2 separate regions of the Homo sapiens genome follow, and region 2 is linked to region 1. The links are chromatin loops, found by intact Hi-C in ENCODE. Cell type or tissue: heart left ventricle. All regions are shown on one strand. Each heading gives the region's core, and the rest is flanking DNA. Links, peaks and the distances in the headings are about the cores only.

Region 1 (10,740 bases), core at 907-8,906:
ACTGAATGCATGAATGAACAGATGATGATTCAGATTAGTAGATTATTGGATAACAGAGAATTTGTGTCCTTTATGACAGAACATTATTTTAATTTTTTAGAGACGAGATCTCACTATGTTTCGCAGGCTGGTCTTGAACTCCTGAGCTAAAGCAATCTTCCTGCCTTGGCCACCCAAAGTGTTGGGATTACAGGCATGAGCCACCGTGCCTAGCTGTGCCTAATTTATAAATTACATTTTATCATGGATACATATATATTTAGGAAAAACGCAGCATGTATGGGGTTTGGTACTATCCACGGTCTCAGGCATCCACTGGGGGTCTTGGAATGTATCACCCTCAGATAAGGAGGGACTACTACTACAAAATAATAGCCTTACTATTTTTTCCATTTCTCTGTACATTTATAATTGACAGTAAGAGAGCTTTCATGTTTTGACAAACATTTTAAAGGTCACAGGATAGTCATAATTGTTCCATTGATTATTATTATTATTATTTTTTAAGACAGAGTCTTGCTCTGTCACCAGGCTGGAGTGCAGTGGCATGATTTCAGCTCACTGCAACTTCTGCCTCCCAGGTTCAAGCAATTCCCCTGCCTCAGCCTCCCAAGTAGCTGGGATTACAGGCACGTGCCACCATGCCCGGCTAATGTTTTGTATTTTAGTAGAGACGGGGTTTCACCATGTTGGCCAAGATTGTCTCCATCTCCTGACCTCGTGATCCACCTGCCTTGGCCTCCCAAAGTGCTGGGATTACAGGCATGAGCCACCGCGCCCGGCCTCCATTATTAAAATCACTTTGCACAGTTTCAGCTTGCACTCTCATTTTTATGGTTCTGCACTGCCTGCACTCCCTGCATTCAAGGGAAGGTGCAAGTTAAATGCTTAAAAATGAAAACCAGAATGTTCTTACCATAGACTGATCTGAAGAAAATGAAGAACCACTGATTCTAGATGATAAGCTGTAGACATTAGCCTCCCATTTGGATCAATCCCAAATCTATATCTCCAGCTTGAGTTTCCAAGTGACTTTTGGTCATTCTACCAGCACTTAGTATGCAATACATCCAAAACTGAACTTCATCCTAACCCTCCCACCTACCAAAAAGCACCAAGCAACTTGATTCTCTGTCATTGAGTATCGGTTAGGATTAGTTTTGATGGCTAAACAGAGACCTGAAATAACAGCAGCTTAAGCAAAGTAAAGATTAATTTTTCTATCAAAATAAAACTCTAGGGTTAGGCAACCCAGTTGCTAATTAACCCAGGGCTAATTCCAGTATGAAGAATCACCAATTATCAGGAATCTAGGCCTTTCCTATTTTTTGTTCTATAATCCTTACCATGAAGCTTTTTTATCTTCAAGTTACCTCATGGTCACAAACCAGCTGTGGGCGCTTTAACCTTGACATTCCAGGCAGAAAGAAGAAAGGTAAAGAAAAAGTGCTGCCACCCTGCTATTCAATATACTTTAGAGAGCTCTCACGGATGCCCCATTCCAAAATGTCTGCTTATGTCTTATTAGACAATCCTATCTGTAATGGAGACAGAGAAATGTGGTTTTTAGCTGGGCATGTTGCTATCTTTTATATTAATGCTATATAGGTCAGTTACATAGAAAATGGGTAGAATGAATATTAGGCAAGCAATTAGTGGTCTCTTGTCAGACATCTTTAATGATCCTACTATTCACCTAGTCATCAAGCCAGAGACTTGGGGATTATCTGAGACTCTTCTCTCTCCCTCACTGCCCATATCCAAGGTTAGTTTATTATACTTTCTAAATATCTTTCGCATTTGGAACTCCACTTTTTTCTCTGATGCTCTATTGCCTAGAATAGTACATGACACAGATTGTTGACATTTATAAATGTTTGTAAAATTCTGATTCAATAGCTACTTTTCCTACATCTGGGGGAAGTTATCTCAGTGAACTTTACATCAGAGTCTTCAAACAATATTCAAAGAACATTCCTATTATATTATAAAGTGTAATTTCTGAAGTTCTTTAAGTTACAAAGCAATTTCCTATTCTCCGATACTAGTGGGAATTGAATTAGTTATTCAGTTTCAACAATATGAAACGTACTCCCCTCTCTGATATTTAATGTTTCTTAATTGTATAACTTTGTCTGTTAGTAGCTCCTGTCTCTTACACTCTGTCCTCCAGAAGTCCTCTATGGGACTTCCCTCAACATGCCCATTAGTGCATGAGTGTGTGCATGTGTGCGCACACACACACACACACACTGATGGCCTCAAGAATCTTGTTCCTTATGAAGTCAAAATGTCAAACATCTCAGTGGCAGGTAAGAAAAACAGTAACTCTCTCCCTGCTGAGCCACCTGCTGAATATTCCATATGCCAGGTGCTAATTTTAGGAGAAAGAAAGGAAAGTTTAAAAATGTATTCTCTTCTCACTGCTCAGCAAAAGCCTCCTTTCCTTTTCTTCTCAAGCAGCTGCAGCAGAAGCTTACGTGAATGCAAAATACAAGCGGTATTAGAAACAAGGCGTAATTTAAAAGATTTCACCAGATGACTTAAACAAATAAACCTGTTGGGTTAAGCTTATTGTTCTGGAGAGACTAAACACTGTGACTGGCCTTGGATTGATGGAATTCACTGGAATAGAGCAGGGATGACAAATTGGGATAAAATATTTGGCAGTTGTACTTTGTCTGAGGACAAATGACCAGCTTACTTTAAATTCATTTTCTGCAGCTGGTGAGTGGGTGGCCAGTTCTGCATCATACCTATTGTAGCCGAGTAAGTAACATTTCTTGACTTTGACAGGCTGCTCTCATTTGATTAGATATTTTACAAAACAATGTATTCTGCAGATCATTTTCAAAATGTTTTTCTTTCTCCAATTCCCATTCTGGTATAAATGAAGACCTCTGCAAGCTCTGAACATGCTCAGAGAATGGGTTGTTTTGACAAGCTGGAAAATAGACTATTTGCCAGCAATCTGCAAGCCAGAGCTTTAATAGTAGTCATATTACAAATGGTATTTTATCTTTGTCTTTACCATATTCCTTTATAGCTCTAAATATTTTATTTGCTGAAATAATTTATTTGAACACAGCAGCATTGGAGTGGGCAGTGAGAGCAAAAACACAAAGACCATTGTTGCAATTTCTTACTGCATTTGACATCATAATTTTATTCATTTGCTTTTTCAAACTAAAATTTCATGCAAAGTTGATGCCATTTCAACATGAATATGATTCTATATAGTAAGTTGAATGTGTAGAAATTCAGATATCTGGAAGTTATGAAACAAGGAATCAATTAGGTATACAAAAGCCGATGACTCACTATAGAAATATTCTTGGTCTCCTGTGCTGTGTATTAGCAACCATGGCCTACCCCAATTCCCATTTCCTTTAGTTGTGGAAGTTCTTGTGACTGCTTCTCCCTATGTTTATTTACTGCTCTTTTTTTCTTTTTTTTAATCAGTGCCTCTGTGATGTTTTCTCATCTCCTAACATTTCTGTTTACTCATTCTAGAAGCTAGACATCTGCAGAAAGTGCTAGCTAATCAGTTAAGAATTATTCTTTATCCCTTTAGCATTTGTGTTAAATGTAAATGTAATCCTAGACATTTTATACTTTAATTTGGGGGCTTATTCTGGAGATTTATTATTATTTTGTCAGTAATTATATTTGGAACTTTTCTTTCATTCTTAAATCTGATTTTATTTTTATTATTTATATATTCTTTTGAGACAAGGTCTCACTTGGTGCCCAGACTGGAGTGCAGTGGTGCGACCTTGGTTCACTGCAACCTCCACCTCTGCCTCCTGGCTCAAGCGATCCTTCTGCCTTAGCCTCCCAAGTTACTAGAACTACAGGTGTGCGCCACTAGGCCCTGCTAATTTTTGTATTTTTGGTGGGGGTAGAGACAGGGTTTTGCCATATTGCCCAGGCTGGTCTTGAACTCTTGGGCTTAAGTGATCCACCTGCTTGGGCCTTGCAAAGTGCTGGGATTACAGGCGTGAACCACTGCACTTGGCCCAAATCTGACTTTATGATTGAAGATAGATCTTCCTAAGAGACTGCTTTTTCCCATAAAAATAATTATATTAGGAAGAGCAAATAAAAATTTAAATAAAAGGAGCCTCTAATTGACCTTCAATTGATAGTCACAATTTTGCAAAGGAGAAGAGTCTATCAGCTCTCTCATTCCTACCTGACATCTTCCCCACTTACTGCAACATGGTCTTGGGCCAGTTATTTAACATTTCTGAGCCTCAATTCCCTTATCTGTGAAATGTGGATAAGAATAGTACCTACCACTAGGGTGGTTATAAGGATTAAGAGTTAATGTGTACAGGCCGGGCGCAGTGGCTGACGCCTGTAATCCCTGCACTTTGGGAGGCCGAGGTGGGCGGATCATGAGGTCAGGAGATTGAGACCATCCTGGATAACATGGTGAAACCCTGTCTCTACTAAAAATACAAAAAAAAAAAAAAAATTAGCCAAGCATGGTGGCAGGCATCTGTAGTCCCAGCTACTCAGGAGGCTGAGGCAGGAGAATGGCGTGAACCCGGGAGGCAGAGCTTGCAGTGAGTCGAGATAGCTCCCCTGCACTCCAGCCTGGGTGACAGAGCGAGACTCCGTCTCAAAAGAAAAAAAAAAAATTAAATAAAGAGTTAATGTGTACAAAGTGCGATGAACCACACCTGGCACCTAATAAAAGTTCCAAAAAATATTAGCTATTGTTATTGTCAAATTACCTCTATATAGATACATTTTCCTATCCTTTCCACTTTTCTTTCTCCTTCCCACATCAGCTTGTGAGAGAACAAGTCACTTCTAAGGATGCTAGGAGATTAGGAAGTGTGACCTGAAGCTGTGGTCACAGTCTAATCGTTTTGATAAACCCAAATGTTTAAATCCCAAAGAAAAAAAGTTCACCAAGACTGCCATATTGTACAACTCCAGGGGGCGCCATCCACCTGGTAGTCAGAGTGACTGCTGTTCCTGAAATTGTGCAGTGGACAATCCATGCAGCTATACATGGTAGCTCTGCATCCCACCATTCAATTACTTTGTTTATTTTCTTCACAATTCATTGTTTTCTGTTTCACGTAAAGTTATGTGTGCATAATGACATTTCAGTCAATGATGGACTGTGGACTGTGTTTAGGGTGGTGGTCCCATAAGATTATAATACAGCATTTTAACTATGCCTTTTCTATGGTTAGCTATGTTTAGAAACACAAATACTTACACTGTGTTATAATTGCCTACAGTATTCAGTACAGTAACATGCTGTCCAGGTTTGAAGCCTCGGAGCAATAGGCTATAACATATAGCCTAGGTGTGTGGTGGGTTATATCATCTAGGTTTGTGTAAATACATTCTATGATGTTCACACAATGACGAAATCACCTAGTCAGGGATTTTTCAGAATGCATCCCTATCGTTAATGCATGAATGTATGTGTAGTTATATACATTCACTGTATGACACACACACATAAAGCTTATCCATTGTTTTCCTTATACAAGTCTTTTTTTTTTCTTTCTGAAGGTGTTGACATTCAACTGGGAGTTATGTGTTTGTGTGCATCAAGGTTTATATTCACACCTACATGAAGTATTAATAGTGATAGAAAAACGTAAGAAGTAAAGAATAAATTACATTCAACTGTGTTGAAAATGCTCATAATTTATAAACATGATTGCTTTTTCTTCCCTCTATGAGATGATTACAAGTGGCTCAAAGCAAAGGATGTGAATAGAATCAAAATATTTAATTAATTGACCATTGAAGTGATAGGGGCTGATAGTAGATTTCCTGTCACTAAATGAAAGACATAGTCAAGCTGGGATAAATGTGATTGGCCAAATATCTCCACGACGTGTATGTCCGCTTTCTGTCATGTGTCTGTGGACACTGCCGGTGATTTGAATCAATATAACATTTTTTATTATTGTAAATAAAATGCTTCATTTAGTTCTTTCTCTGACATGAGGAAAAATTGTTCTCTGATGAACTACTTCAAGAAATATCCATTGAATTTTGAATACTGTGACAGTTTTATTTGAATTTATGACCAGTAATAGAACTACATACAGGTGGTACTGAGTTTCTACAAGATCCTCACTGTCATTTAAGCAACACAGATGTTTCCTTTATTCTTAATGAGTTAATCCCACTGCCATTCAAGCACAAGGAAGAAGGAGAAGGCGCCCAAAGGCCTATGTACCTAAAGGGAGTAGAATAAGCATAAAGCCTAGCTAATCTACAAATTTGATAATTCACCCTTGAATAATTGAAAATTTGATATATTTGCATTAGGAATGTGTAAATCAAGAGCACTGAAGTTCAACACATGCTGCGCTAAAATTAAAACAGTACTCAGATGGACTGAACCATGATTTATGATGTGCTTTTTTCAGTCCTTGGCATAGAATTTCCCTACTTACAAAAGAATCACAATGGAAAATACATAAAACTAGCTTTCCCTCTTGAGATGAATATTCTGCATATAATAATCTCTTGCTTCTTAAGTTACCATTCAGTTCACTTCAACAGTCATCTACTGAGCACCTTATTATGCTATTTCTGAAGATTCAAGGACGAATAAAACATAATCCCTGTTCTTAAGTTGTTTTCTCTTAATCCAAAGGATTGAAATAAAGTCAAGTGATCAAGGTACTGGGTTGGGGAGGCATGAAATAAGGTGTGAAAGGACGTATGGCAGACATTTGGGTCTTATTCTTTATAGCACTTTTTTTAGTAATCACTGGCAAATTGTTCTCCTACCCAGATTGCCTTCCCCTGTCTTTGTCAGCTCTTAGTATTGTCAACCTATCTTGTCTTGGGTTTAATAAAATATTCATCTAATAAATATGTGTGTTAAACTCTTAATGTACAAGTAACTTTTTAAGTGTTGTCAGTGACACAAAGTGATTGTCTTACAGCTGCTCACAATTTTCAATATTGTTTGAAAAGATAGTCACAGGAACTAACCCCCAAACAAGTCAAATGATGATTAACTTTATCATAGGATTATACATTGCACTCAATAGTGACAATGTAAAGTCAGAGTTCAGTGTGGAGAATCAGGTTCTTGACCAAGATTACACCACTGGTAAGCAGCAGAGCTGGGGTTTGAGACCAGGTCTGCCTATTGCCAACACCAGCATTCTTTTCACTTTAAAATTGCAACACAAAATAACATCATAAACATCAGTGCTTATCACAGACATATGCAAGGTTAAAATTGTTTTCAGCATTTTATGTGGAACTTTTACTTATTGTTATACTTTTGATCTATTGAGTGTCTTTTAGGGCCTTTTTCACACTCTAGTCTGTCCCCCCACCTAGAGGAGAACTCCTTTCTTTAGGATGCAGTGGAAAGAAACATGGACACTGAAGTATATCGCTGGTTATGTAGAGCAGGGGTCCTCAATCCCTGGGCCATGGACAAACTTTTCCCCCATCTGTGGAAAAATTGTCTTCCATGAAACCAGCCCTTGGTGCCAAAAAGGCTGGGGAATGCTAACATAGCGTCTTCAGTTTTCTCATCCATAAAAACCTCGCAGGGTTGTGGTAGAGATTAAAAGAAATAATTAATGCAAAGTCTCTAGCATAGCATGTCACTGACAGACCACTCTGGAAAGGTGAGTCATCTTCCCTTGAATTAAGAGAAAATATGCCTTTAAGTCCATCTGAGACAATACATTACAGCTGACAAGGACTGGAGGCCTATCTTGTTTACCTCCGTTGTTGCCCAGAGTGGAGCATGGAAATGCAGTGCGCTGATACTCTTTTCTCAAGGTCATATTGACAAATGTAAGCAGAAGTTTGATCATGTTTCTGTTCCTGTTTCTAGAGAAGTGACAACCTACTCCTAAAACATATTAAATAACTGGTCTGGATTTGGGGGAGTGTTATCCACATTTAATAGTTTCAATAATAAGATTGTGGGAAAATAATTGGCCTTCTGTAATTATTAATGATGTTGAACAACTTTTTATTGGTTTATTTGAAATTTATATTTTTTCCAGTGATTTGTCTGTTAATGTTCTTTGTCGTTTACTTAGTAATTTGCAGGAACTCTTGATAGATTATGGAATTTAATTTTTTTTTTTTGTGACGGAGTCTCGCTCTGTTGCCCAGGCTGGAGTGCAGTGGCGCGATCTTGGTTCACTGCGACCTCAGGCCTCCCAGGTTCAAGTGATTCTCCTTTCTCCTTTCTCAGCCTCCCAAGTAGCTGGGACTACAGGCATGCACCACTTGCCTGGCTAATTTTTTGTATTTCTTAGTAGAGCTGGGATTTCACCATGTTGGCCAGGCTGATCTGGAACTCCTGACCTCATGTGATCCACTCGCCTCTGCTTCCCAAAGTGCTAGGATTACAGGGGTGAGCCATGCCATCTGGCCTGTTGGTATATCTTTTAAATATAGCTTGTCTTCGAAAGATATATTGCATATCTTTTAGTTAGTTTAGGTTATCTTTTCCATACATGAATTCTAAATTTTTATGTAGCCCAATCTGCCAAATCTGACATGCCCTGTGAAACTCTCTACAATTCAAGGCTATATATATTTCTTCCATGTCCTAGCACCATTTGTTCAAAACAGTATACTTTCTCCTCTAAATTGCCTTTTCACCTTTGTCAAAAATCTGTTGTCTATATATGTATGCATGGTTTTATTTCTGGACTCCATCCTGTGCCAATGATTTCTTTGTCAATCTTTATTATCAATAGCACATTGTATTGGTTACTGTAGCTTTACGATATGTGTTGAAATCAGGTAGCATTAGCTCTCCAAATTTTTTGTTCTTTTTTGAAATTGTTTTGGCGATTGTAGATCCTTTGCATTTCCACATGAATTTTATTATCAGCCTGTCAAATTCTGCCAAAAGGCCTGCTTGAGATGGAAATGAATGTACAGCTCAAATTGGGAAGAATTGACATCTTAACCATATTGAGCCTCCTGAAGCATGAAAAAGGTATATCTCTTCATTTATTCAGATTTTCTTTAATCAGTGTCAGTAATGTTTTGTTGTTTCCAGTATGCAGGATTCTTACATCTTTGGTCAGATTTATCCCTAAATGTTTTCTAGTTTTTGGTGTTATTATAAATGATATTGTTTTAATTTTTTTTTATTTTCACTTGTTCATTAGTGGTAAATAGAAATACAATTGATTTTTTAATACATTAATTTTGTATCCTGCATGCTTGCTAAACTCATTATTAGTTCTAGTACCTGTTTTGTAGATTCTTTAGGATTTCCTACATAGATGGTCATGTTGTCTTCAAATAATGACAGTTCTACTTCTTTCTTTTCCATCTGGATGCCTTTAATTTCTTTTTCTTGCTTACAACCTCCAGTTAAATGTTTAATGGAGGTGGTGAGAGCAGACATACTTGTCTTTTTCTCAATCTTAGAGGAAAGCTTTAATTTTTACAAGTATGATGCTAGCTGTAGGTTTTTGTTTTTGTTTTTATAGATGCTGTTTATTAGATTGAGTATTCTCTTTTATACCTAGTTCGCTGAGAGTTTTTTTTAATCAGAAACCGATGTTGGATTTTTTCGAAGGCTTTATTCGTGTCTATTGAGACTATCATATGCTTTTCTTTTTAAATTAGTGTTTATATGGTGTCTTATATAATTTTTTTGAAAGTAAAACAACTTTGAATTCCTGGTATAGACCTAACTCAGTCATGATGTTTTATCCTTTTTAAATATTGATTGATTTGCTAAATTTTGTTTAGCATTTTGCATCTGTGTTCATGAGGGATATTGGTTTGTAAATTTCTTTTTTCGTTATGTGTCTGTGTGGTTCTAATATCAGGGTAATGGAGAACTCACAGAATTAGTTGGAAAGTATTTCCTTTTCAATTTTTTGGAAATTTGTGAAGAATTAGAATTATTCATTAACTGTTCATTCATGAATGTAACATTCATTAAATGTTTGGTGGAATTCACCAATAAAGCCATCTGGATCAGAGTTTTCTTTGTGGGAAGGTTTTTAACTGAAAATTTTGTTTCTTTAATAGATATACATATTTTTGTTTTGTTGTTTTATTTTTGAGATGCAATCTCAGCTCACTGCAACGTCTGCCTCTTGGGTTCAAGCGATCCTACTGCCTCAACGTCCCAAGTAGCTGGGACTGCAGGCACTCACCATCATGCCCTGCTAATTTTTGTTTATTTTTAGTAGAGTCGGGGTTTCACCATGTTGGCCAGGCTGGTCTCGAACTCCTGGCCTCAAGTGGTCCGCCCACCTTGGCCTCCCAAAGTACTGGGATTACAGGTGTGAGTCACCTGATGCCCGACCTATCTCTTTATATTATCTTTTTCTTCTTGAATGGGCTTTGGTAGTTTGTGTCTGTCGTGTGTCTGTCCTTCATCTAAATTGTTAAATATATTAGTTTGTGGTTGTTCATAATATTCCCTCATTATCCTTTTAGTATCTATGGATATCTATACTGATGTCATCTCTCTGACTCCTGATATTGGTAATTTGTGTCCTCACTCTTTTTTCCTGGTCAATTTAGAAATTTATCAATTTTATTAATCTTTGCAGGGTAGCTTTCAGTTTCCTTTTTCTTTCCCCTCCTCCTTTTTTTTTTTTTTTTTTGAAACAGAGTCTTGCTCTGTCATCCAGGCTGAAGTGCAGTGGCGTGATCACAGCTCACTTCAGCCTCGGATTCTGGGGCTCAAGTGATCCTCCCACCTCAGCCTCCCAAGTAGCTGGGAACACAGGT
Region 2 (10,740 bases), core at 1,133-9,132, 370 kb after region 1:
TATTATTGTATTGCAGTCTATCTCTCCCTTTAGATCTATTAATGCTTGCTTTATGTACCTAGGAGCTCTGGTGTTGAGTGCCTAGATATTTATAATTGTTATATCCTCTTGCTAAATTGACCCCTTTATCATTTTATAGTGACCTTATTTGTCTCTCTTTATAGTCTTTGATTTGTAGTTTATTTCATCTGATAGATATTATAGCTACACCTGCTCTTTTATAGTTTTCAGTTGCATGGAACATCTTTTTCTACCCCTTTACTTTCAGTCTATGTGTCTCTTTATAGATGAAGTGAGTTTTTTGTGGGCAGCATATAGTGGGTCTTGTTTCTTTATCCATTCAACCATTGTTTGGCTTTTAATTGGAGAACTGAGTCCATTTATGTTCAATGTTATTATTGATAAACAAGGACTTACTACTGCCATTTTGTTGTTTGTTTCTGGTTGTTTTGTAACTCCTATTTTTTCTTTCTTCCTTACTGTTTTCCTTCATCGTTAAGTAATTTTCTATGGTAGTATGTTTTAATTTGTTGCTTTTTATTTTTAGTAAAGTGATAATAGGTTCTTGCTTTGTGATTTCCATGAGGCTTACAAAAAACATCTTATAGATATCACAAGTTATTTGAAAGAGATGCCAACTTATCTTAGATCATGAAGAAAATAATATAAAAAAAGAAATAATGAAAAAAGTCCTCTATACTTTATTCTCCCCTAACCATTTTGACTTTATTTTCTATCAATTTACATATTTTTATTTTGTCTATCTCTTGTCAGGTTGCTGTAGGCATTATTGTTTTTGATAGATTTGTCTTTTAGACTTTACACTAGACTTAGGAGTGGATTGTACATCATAATTACAGTATTAGAGTCTGCTGGGTTAGTCCATGTACTTAATTTTACCAGTGGGTTTTATACCTTCAAATAGTTTTCTTTTGCACATTAGTGTTTTTTTCTTCTTCCAGATTGAAGAACTCCTTTTATCATTTCTTGTTAGACAGATCTAGTGTTGGTGAATTTTCTCAGCTTTCTTTTGGGGAATACTTTAGCACTTTTTCATATTTGAAGGATAGCTTTGCTGGATACAATATTCTTGCATAGCAGATTTTTTATTCCAGCATTTAAAAAATGTCATCCCTCTTCTTACTGGCCTCTATGGTTTCTATTGAGAAGTCTGTTGGCAGATGAATTGAAGCCCCTTTATATGTTATTTGGTTAAGTTTTATTTTTTTCTCAGTTTTCTTAAGATGGCTATTCTGAATTCTTGGTCAGAGTTCACATATTACCATCTTGTTAGGGTCAGTCACTCATTCCTTGCTTTGCCTATCTGAGGACGTTGTGATTCCCATTTTGCTATTGTTTCTTGTGCATGTATATCTATGTCTTTGCATTGAAGAATTATTTATTGCCATCTTCTCTGTCTGGCTTGTTTTTTTCTTTTTTATTGGATATGTTTGCTTATAGAGTCTTTGTAATTTTCTTGTTGATTTTGTTTTTAAATTTTTATTCCTGCTAGGTTGCTGCTGCTTACCTAGTACTAGATTGAGCCTTAAGCCTAGGTTTGCTTTGGTTCTAGGAAACATTCAGAATGCCACCCATCTAAAATAAGGGAGGTCCCAAAGGGGATATCCTAGTAATGTGGGAAGGCTGGCTTTTGCACAGAGGACCTGTGGAATGGAGCTCCTACAGCACGATGCTGCTGAACAACCTCTGTGACTTGGCATCTCCTTTGGTTGAGTTACAAAGAAGTTTCCAGGGCTGGGAATGGTAGTCCCACTTCCCCCTTTGTCTCTGGCTGTCCTGAGGGATAGTCTCCCTTCAGGTACTGTCAGTGCTTCCTGTGAGTTGAGGCAAGGATAGATCTCCTGCCTGAGAACCCAAGATGGTGGAGAAGCTGATTGTTCACCTCACTCTGACTTTTTTTTCAGTGTAAAAAACCATGAATCAGGGAGAAATTTTTTTGTGTACTTGGTGCTGGGGGGCAGGGAGCAGCATAACAGGTGCTGTACATATGGAAGCCTGATTCTCTTAACATCTTCTCATAGTTTTTTCACTTCTTTGTGGCCCTGGGAACTGTCTCATCCTCATATTTGAGTTCTGGAACTTTGTTGGTGATAATCTTGGCACTGTATATTTGATTTTGGGTTTCTCCGGGGGACAAGGAAATGGAGTGAAACCAGCTTGTTTTGATGCTACATTTGAAACCAGAAGTCCTCTTGATTTTTTTTTTTTCTGAACAAAAGTTGGCCATTCGGACTTAAAATATCTTGATCCAGAGTTGAGTGAGTGTCAATGAATCGAGATTGGACATAGGGCTGGATGAAGTCGGGAGGAGTCGTTTTTGTTGTTGTTTTTAACCTTCTGTATCCAATTTGAAGTATGCTGAGAACTTATCCTTTATAGAGGCATGTGTTTTATTTACAGTCGTTGTGAGAAGAGTGGAAGTGCAGGAAGAAGCAAGTGAGGCTTGGCTGAAGGCTTCTTCACAGTGGATGAGAAAGTTAAAGAAAGTTCTTTCAATTTAGGTTCTATGGGTGGTATATAGACTGGAAAAAGGCAATGTGTATATGTATATGTGAATGTGCAAGTGTGTGTGTGTGCATGTGTGTACCTTTTGTGAACTGGAACACTAGGACATCAAACTACCTTACTTTGGGACATCTTGGACATTGAGAAACACAAAGAGAGGGAATACTTTGTTATCACCTCCAAACTGCTACTGCCTAGATAAAATGAGAAAGCTCTGTGCTTTGGTTGGCAGAAGTGGCTATTTAAATTGGAACCCCCTTTTTTTCATAGTTCATGCTTTGTGTGAACTAATATAAAATTTACCAGAAATGTAAACGAAGGCTACACATTAATGGGTGGTTGAGCCTGCGACTAATATTTTTTAATGCATGTGAGCATTCCTGAGGCTCTCAGAAATATTTTGGGACGTGAACTTTTTAAAAAACCAGATAAAGAGAAGAGGGACTCAGGGCCATTCTAGTTTGGCTATTAAATGTTAATATGACTTGAGTTGTACTCATGGGATGGTGACTTACTGGTTTTTGCTTTGTTTGCAACGAGCTCTTGCTCTGTTGCCCAGGCTGGAGTACAGTGGTAATAATAGCTCACTGCTGCATTCAACTCCTGGGCTAAATTGATCCTCCCATCTCAGCTTCCTGAGTAAGCTGGGACTACAGGCATGCACCACCATGCCCAGCCAATTTTTGTATTTATTTATTTTTTTGTAGAGACAGGATCTCACTATGTTGTCCAGGCTGATCTTAAACTCCTGGCCTCAAGTAACCCTCCCACCTCGGTCTCCCAAAGCTGACATACTGGTTTTTATGTGTGGGTGTATTACCACATTATGTGTATTTGGAAAATAAATATATAACATGTATATCACTTTTTTTTCACAATGGCATACTGCTGTGTTAATCTGCTTCATTTATTCAACAATATGCCATTGATATAGTCTAACAGTCGATGAAAATTTCTAATAATAATCAGAAAGAATTAATACATTTGAAATTTTTAGGTATTCACCCACTACTAGTCTGTCTGATGAGGCCCAATTTCCTTAGCAGGGAAGTTTCCAAACATTTAAATATGCAAATGTATAAAGGCAAATGAGATATCATTTAATTTGTTTATTGTCTTACAGTGAAAGAGAGCAAATGAGCAAGTTGATGCCTTTATGGCAATTATTTTTAGTATGATTTCTTTTGTGCTAAGGTGTAGCTGAAGGCAAACCTCAAATTCTAGCATGAACATGCAGCAGCAATAACATGAATATTTTAGGGGCTATGCGATTCTTTTTGTGGGTTATGGTTGGAAATAAAATTTTAAGTTACAACTCCTTTGGCAAATGTGTAATAAACTACTGGGACTAAGTCAGAATGTGTTTAAGTTCTCAGCCTCAGACCTGTTTCTATGAGACCCAAGTCCTGGGTGTCCAACATTTTCCATAATGTGACCCTCTTTCCTATTATTCTAGATTAATCTTTTACCATTCACCCCACTTAATACAACCCTGCACCTCCCTCTAGTCATATGAACTTACCTGAACAGGACATGTATTTTCATAGTTAAGGAATGTGACCAACTATCTTAAAATACCAGGGCCAGCAAACCTGCAATACAATGGCAGCAGCAGTGACAAACTCAGAGTGACTGGCTGTGCTCAAGAGCAGTGGCCCACACGACTTCGGTCATGGGTTTGATCCGCACCATGGCAGCTCCATTTCTTCTGTGCTTTTCTACCACACTCCACGCTTAACTTCACCTAGTCATCTGTAGACTGGTTCTGTTGGTCAGAATGGGGGCCACATAAAAGCCCTGGCTTCAGCAAATTTCAAAGCCCTGTTCCAATGAACAGTCATGGAAATTCAAAGGGAGATGTTATTATTCTTGAGGAGAACTAACCAATCTCTGTACTAAACCTATTTAAGGATGTTTTCACCCTTCCAAAAAAGAAAACAACAACAAAAAAGTACAGAATGTCTGTGTTTAAGGCATTTCAAGAATTAATGAACCTCATTCTCTTGTTCTTACCCAAGGCACATCGCTGCTTAAAACCACAAAGTGCTGACCTAGCCAGTGGTTCCAGAACCCAGGGCCTCAGCACAGCATTTTAAAGCCTCATCCTCACAGTAAATTACTATTTTAGTGATAGTCCTGGTAACATATGGCAAACGGAAAACACTTTCTGTAGATTAAACAACGTAGTTTTCATTAATGGTTTACTATGTACTTGAGACCTTAAAGAGATTTAACTAATTCTTCATTTGGTACAGTTGCTGCTGAATTATTTAAAACATCTCTTTCCTGCTTTAACTTAGAATTTGCATTAGAAAGTATAATACCAATTAAGACTCCTCCATTGCCTCAAATGCTCTAAAAATAATTGCAAATGAAATCCTAATCACACATACATTTCTTTCCCTGTGACCTCTCGGTTATTGTAAGTTTAAGCAAAATAAATGAACAATACACAGAATTTGCAGACGAAACAGCCAGAAGGTTAGGAAATTACTTATTAAGGTAACGAAAAATTAAAGACTAGTGGATGGCTTTTTGAAGTGCCGGAGACATGTGGTTCAGAGTTCTACATTTAGGTGGAAAACTCAGTGTTTCCATTTGACTAAGATATGTTGAATTATCTCCAGAATTACATAATGTAAAATATAAATGTAACAACTTACACTTATTTACAACCCCAAATTAAAAATGGCGGCTCAGTTGGCTGATTTGAGTTTTATTTACTATGATAAATAATCAAAAGTGAAAATTGGATGCCAGGCATAACTTTGGCTGACCATGTCTTGTTTGCTTATTTTTTGCTTAGCTTGTGTTTCTCTTGCCCCCTCTCCACTTTCTCCTCATGGTATGAAGTTTAAATATTGACTTTAAGCCTGTCTCAGAGGACTTCCTCAAGGTAGACCCAAACTATATCACATTCCTCATAACTACTTCTCTGGTTACCTTCCTAAAGGCAACGTCTACCTAGAATATCTGCTTCTCGCTGCCACATGTTCCTTCCATTCCATTCCATGAAGTCTACTTAACGAGCCCCTTCAGTAGAGAAGTTCTCAACGAATCCCTTCTGGATCCAGGCATTCTGATTACTGTATTATGACTGTGCACTCTACCCAGGTACATGTCAGCTTTCCTAAAATAGTCTGCAAATCTTGTTTTGAGTTACTTTTGTGTTACGACACATTTTCACTTGGGTACATGCCGGCAGATTAGTACACTGTGCTTACCATTTACCACCGAAGAAACGATACTGCTGGACAACAGGGAGCTTAGAATATCAATTTGAATCAGAGTGCCATCTACTGGTACAAATGCTACAATACTATCAGCAGGATTACATGATGCTCGATAAGCATTCAATATGTTTACACCCACACATACACATGAATTGTTCTCACAGTTTGATTAAATAATAAGGAATATGCTATATATATAAAATGAATACTTTGCTATCACCTTTAGTAATATCTATGTTTTTGAAAAACATACAATGATGACATGAGAAAATATTTCCATTTGGATCCTCTAAACAAAACTGTCATCTCCAAAAGATGGGTGTGAATTCTGGACTATTCCCTCTGGTTATTTTGTAACTTAGATTTTTAAATATTTATTGAAAATCATATTTGAAATAAGGAACTGAAACAATGTACAATGAAATGTCTAAATGACATTAAGTTCCTAAACAAGTAGCATTGTGTTGTGAAGAAAACTAGTTTTTGTTTTTATTTAAATCCAGGAACTTAGTTCTTTTATAAGGTGAGCCATCCCTACAGGACTGACTACACCTTTATGTCACGAATGGCTGAGAAAGCGTGATTTCTCAGCACAAAGGAATGTGGAAGGACTTTATAAAAGATCAATATTAAAAACATTTAATCTCTGCTTGTCAGGGTAACATCTTAGCCTATTAAATATTTTCTCAAACCCTTTAATAAATCCAATATTTTTACTCATTCTAAATAAAATTTCCTTGTGGGTAGATTTAAATAAAATGCATAGAAGTACGTCTGTAAATTAAGAGAAAACTTTTTTGCGCTCACATAGAGGCTGATTTGGATAGCATGGAATCATTGGCAACCAAACAGATGCCCTCATCTATAGCCCAGAGACAGCTCTCAGGTGTACAGAGAACATTTCATTTCCAACAGAGAGGTGAACTTAGAACTTGTCACTGATTTTTGCACCCTCTTAATCTTCCTGTTTATTCTGTGCTTCATTAAAGTCAATCTCCACAGGGCAGACTGTCATCTGAGCCCGGCCTGTCCTGCTGTCTGCTCTCTCCAGAGAGCATCCTTCATCCTGATAAACAGGCTGCGAGCTGGACATGTGACTGAGCTCCTTAAGGTAAATAGACTACAGAGAGTTGTTCCTTCCATGCTGGCTCAACAGAATTTGATAAGCAGAATCATTGACGTGTGCATCATAGTGGAGACAATGCTTTTCCAAAAGATGGGGTTTCAAAGTTACTGTTGTGAAAGAAATAGAGGATATTTATGTTTATCTTTGTGTCACACCATGCCTTTAAACGCTGTATTAGCTAGTGTCATTCATCTGCCAAGTGTCTCCCTCAGGATTCAGCATCATTTATAGAATGTCTTTGCATGCCAGTTCTGGGCTAGGCACTGAAGATGTAAAGACTTATATGGGGAGGGAAAATGGTGGCCATGGTAGGAAACATAGCAAAGCTCTCTTGGGAAGCCATAAAGCATGCCATATTAACAATGCCAGCCTGTGTGCTGAGTGTAGGGTGTGCCTGTTTGTTGGACTCGCAGATCATGTTATTCCAGAGCAATTGCTTTATCTGGATGAAAGGGCAAAACCGGGGCCTGAGACTGGTTTCCAGGCAGCACTGTTCACCATGTCTCATGTTGACAGATAAAGCACAAACTTACCTCTGAGGATCCATGGCTTTCTGTCTTACCTATTAAACCAGACCTCGACCAGACTCTGGGGAATGAAAGTCTAATCTCTCAGGTAGAAGGGCTTAAAGGAATCTTATATCCCTGAACTGAGGACAGTTAAGTTTCTATGACCACCAGCTGAGTACTGGAATTACTTTTCCAACAGCTGGATGATGGGAACTCTGAACAAGATACCCCAAGTGTCATGGCAAGGGTAAAGCCTCAGATTGTGGGTGGCCCCATAAGAAGTGGGGAGCTTTCATCCCAGTTGATCAGGGCAAGGAAGGTCTGTGTTTGACAAGTGGAAAGCATTGTAATGAAACTTGTTCCTACTTAGCTGAGAAGGAGGGTGTAGTCACGGAGGACTCTCAGCCAGCCCAGCCCAGTTTTCTCAGTTTATGAGAAACAAAAATCCAAGAAGTGTCCTGATGGTTGTCCCTTCTCAATAACTACTGCAATTTCTGCTTGGGAGGCATAACCAACAACAAGAAAACCAGGACAGCTCTAGGAGATGGGTCACTGCAGGCTCCAGGCCCAGGGCAGGGCATCAAGGGCAAGGGCTGCAACATCAGTAGGGCTGCCATCCTGTGCACATCCTACCCATCTTCAAAGCTTAGTGTAACCAACTACTCTCCCTTTTAGCTCTCCCTTCCCTCCCTGGACCACATGCAGCTCTCCCTCTTCTGATCTCCTCTTACAATGTGGTACAATTAAGCAATTTATTATATTAGTCTCATAGTCTAATTGTTCCTTCTATGTTGTGTTACCACAATGAGATCACAATTGTGTCTTTCATTTCTTTGAAATCAGAACACACAAGATCAGATATGTGGTAGGTATTTAATACTTAACCTAAATTAGAGAATCAGAAAAATGACTTTGGGGAAACATTTATATAGCTTCTGCCTTTAACACAATAGAAAACAGATCCAGAGAACTGCTGCTCTATTTGTTCTACAAGCATCTAGTGAAACTTCCAAGCCACTGTGCTGGGTGCTGTAGGGGGAGACAGAGATGCCCAAGAAAGGAGCACTGGCCTCACAGACCTTTCAGTGAGGCATGAGAAAGAGTACGTGTGCACCAGTTATCAAAGATGGAAACCCATGTGGAAGGTGAAAACAAGGCTGTGGAATCTCAGGTGAGGGAGGTAGTGGGTCAGCTGAGAGACTCAGATGATTTTATGGAGACAGTGGCACCTGAACCCAATCTTGAAGGATTTGATATGTGGGGTTTGGGGAAGAGTACCCAAGTTTGAATGCATTTTGGCCTTTACCAAGCTTTAAGTCCAATTTAAAACCAGACCACAGAGTCATATGTGCCAACTGTGATTGTGGCTACAATTCATGCTGAGTGCTATAGTTTGAATGTTCCTCCCTGACCCACCAAAGTTAACATGTTGAAAGCTTGATTCCCAAAGCAATGGTGTTGGGTGATGAGGCCTAATGGGAAGTGTTTGGATCATGGGGGCTCTGCCCTCATGAATGAATTAATGCGGTTATGGCAGGAGCATGTTCCTTATAAAAAGACGAGTTTGGTCCCTCTCTCTCTGTCCTTCTACCATGTTATGACACAGCAAGAAGGCCCTGGTCAGATGTCAACACCTTGATCTTGGACTTGCCAGCATCTAGGAATATGAGACATAAATTTCTGCTTTTAGCCAGTCTTCTCAGGTATGCTATGTTATAGCAGCGCAAAACAGACTAAGACACTGAGCCTCCAGAGGGCTTACTGAAAGAACACTTTGATCTGCCTGAATTGGAGCTCTTCTTGATGTGGCCAACCCCAGCTCCCCCATAGAAAGAAAGCTGCCTCTCTTCTTGTTTCTAAATTTCACTAGTCCCCTATTATCCACACCCCACAAGTGCAGGGAAGCTTCCAGTCCCACTCTCCTTTGGCAGAGTCAGGCAGAGACAGGGCACTGACCCCACCTGGTCTCGCCCCAGCACGTTAGACCGTGTGTTTACTCTACCTGCTGCAGTCCTGGCCCCCACTCTATTTTATGTAGGGTTCAAACTGTGCTCCTGGAGTCTGGGCATGAGTGCTGGCCACTTCTCTCTCAATTCAGCCCATACTCTGCCTCTAGAGTTTGCACTTCATCTGGAGGGATGCCAGGTGGAGCCTATTTCTGAGAAAAGCCACAGTGGTTGAGCAGTTCAGACAGCACAGACAGGAGCAACCTAGCCCTCTGCAGCTCAGACCTCTCCTCTTAATTCCTTACTCTTCCTTGGGGTTGGCTTTCCACAGCCCTCCAGCCTGAACAGCAGGTTCCAGACAAGTCAGGACACCCTTGTTTTCTCTCCCTGATGCTGCCTGGAACTCTGTCCTGCCCCACCTCTAGGAGTAGCAGCTCCAGCCTTGTTCTTGATTCTGCTCATCTGGCTCACCCTCACTGGGCATCTCTAGTGGCCAAAGAAAGTCTCCACGCAATATCCTTTTTTTTTATTTCTGTTTGCTTGCTTTTATCTCCCTTTTCTTATTCCCTTAGGATTTAGAGGGAGAGGAAAAGCATGAGGGTGCCAGGACAGCAGTATGGGAGGCACAGAGGAGTACTGGATAATGCACTGCTTTTTGCAAACTCAACTTAGAAGACTGCCCAATCAACTTGCTATTCTTTCTTCTTTCTAGACATGAGTCTTCAGTCTCCTGCCCTCAGCTTAGCTGGAAGCTGGATGACAGCCACATTAAGAGGCTTTCTGCAAGTGGCTTTTGGATGAAAAGGGGGCCTCTCAGGTACTCCACTCTCACGTTGCAGGCTCTGCAGCAGCTGGTCTATCTGGTGGCACTGGGAGTAAGTAGTATGGGAGACCCCTCCATGCCGGGGTCCCCTGGAGTGTCCTCCTCATAGCGTGAGGGTTCTTCTCAGGGATACTGAGGATAATTCACAATGGCTTTGTAGTTGCAATATTCTTTTTTTATTTCTTAAGTTTCTGTGTCCCAAATTTTAGTACAAATAAACATTTATATACATGGCAAGAAAATATGATCCATGCTAATCATTTAGTAAATGTGTGATTTCTTGTGATTTCACCTTGTCTAGTGTCACCCTCTTTGAGGCAGGGCAATCAATCAGGACATTAGCCATTTACTCTCCCTCACCTTCCAGCTACTCCTCACTCTTATCATCCGACTTTGAATGGGAGCCTCGCTCCTTCACCCTGAGCCGTCCATCAAGACCCAGCACTAGGGCCAGGTCTGGTGACGGTGGCCAGACTGCTCACACTGCTGCCCCAGAACATCCAGGTACTTTTAAACACTACTTGCTTAGGGCTTTCTGTGGCGTTGGACTGACTGAAAAGGCTAGGGGGGTGGCCAT

The links. Hi-C counts contacts between places; a loop is a spot of excess contacts. Peaks named below come from ENCODE experiments on the same cell type or tissue, not always from the same donor. Only the 100,000 strongest peaks of a DNase experiment are listed, where the experiment ranks them.
Region 2: it touches region 1 in a loop (11-fold over the local background); 71 of 110 quality-filtered maps call a loop at or near these places.

Annotation. Positions count from the first base shown.
Region 1 is chr15:56,863,985-56,874,724 of GRCh38, reverse strand. No RefSeq gene overlaps it. Among named protein-coding and RNA genes, the nearest start is that of LINC03065, 18 kb to the left of the region's middle. In heart left ventricle, for the core only: a CTCF peak has its summit at 4,940 (motif pointing right); a DNase peak (open chromatin) is centred at 4,961.
Region 2 is chr15:56,491,813-56,502,552 of GRCh38, reverse strand. It overlaps LOC105370832 (a long non-coding RNA gene), which reads left to right. Exons shown (of 4, transcript XR_007064652.1): 2 at 5,480-5,640; 3 at 6,762-6,870; 4 at 10,053-10,405. Among named protein-coding and RNA genes, the nearest start is that of MNS1, 32 kb to the right of the region's middle. In heart left ventricle, for the core only: a CTCF peak has its summit at 5,816 (motif pointing left); no DNase peak of the experiment used is centred there.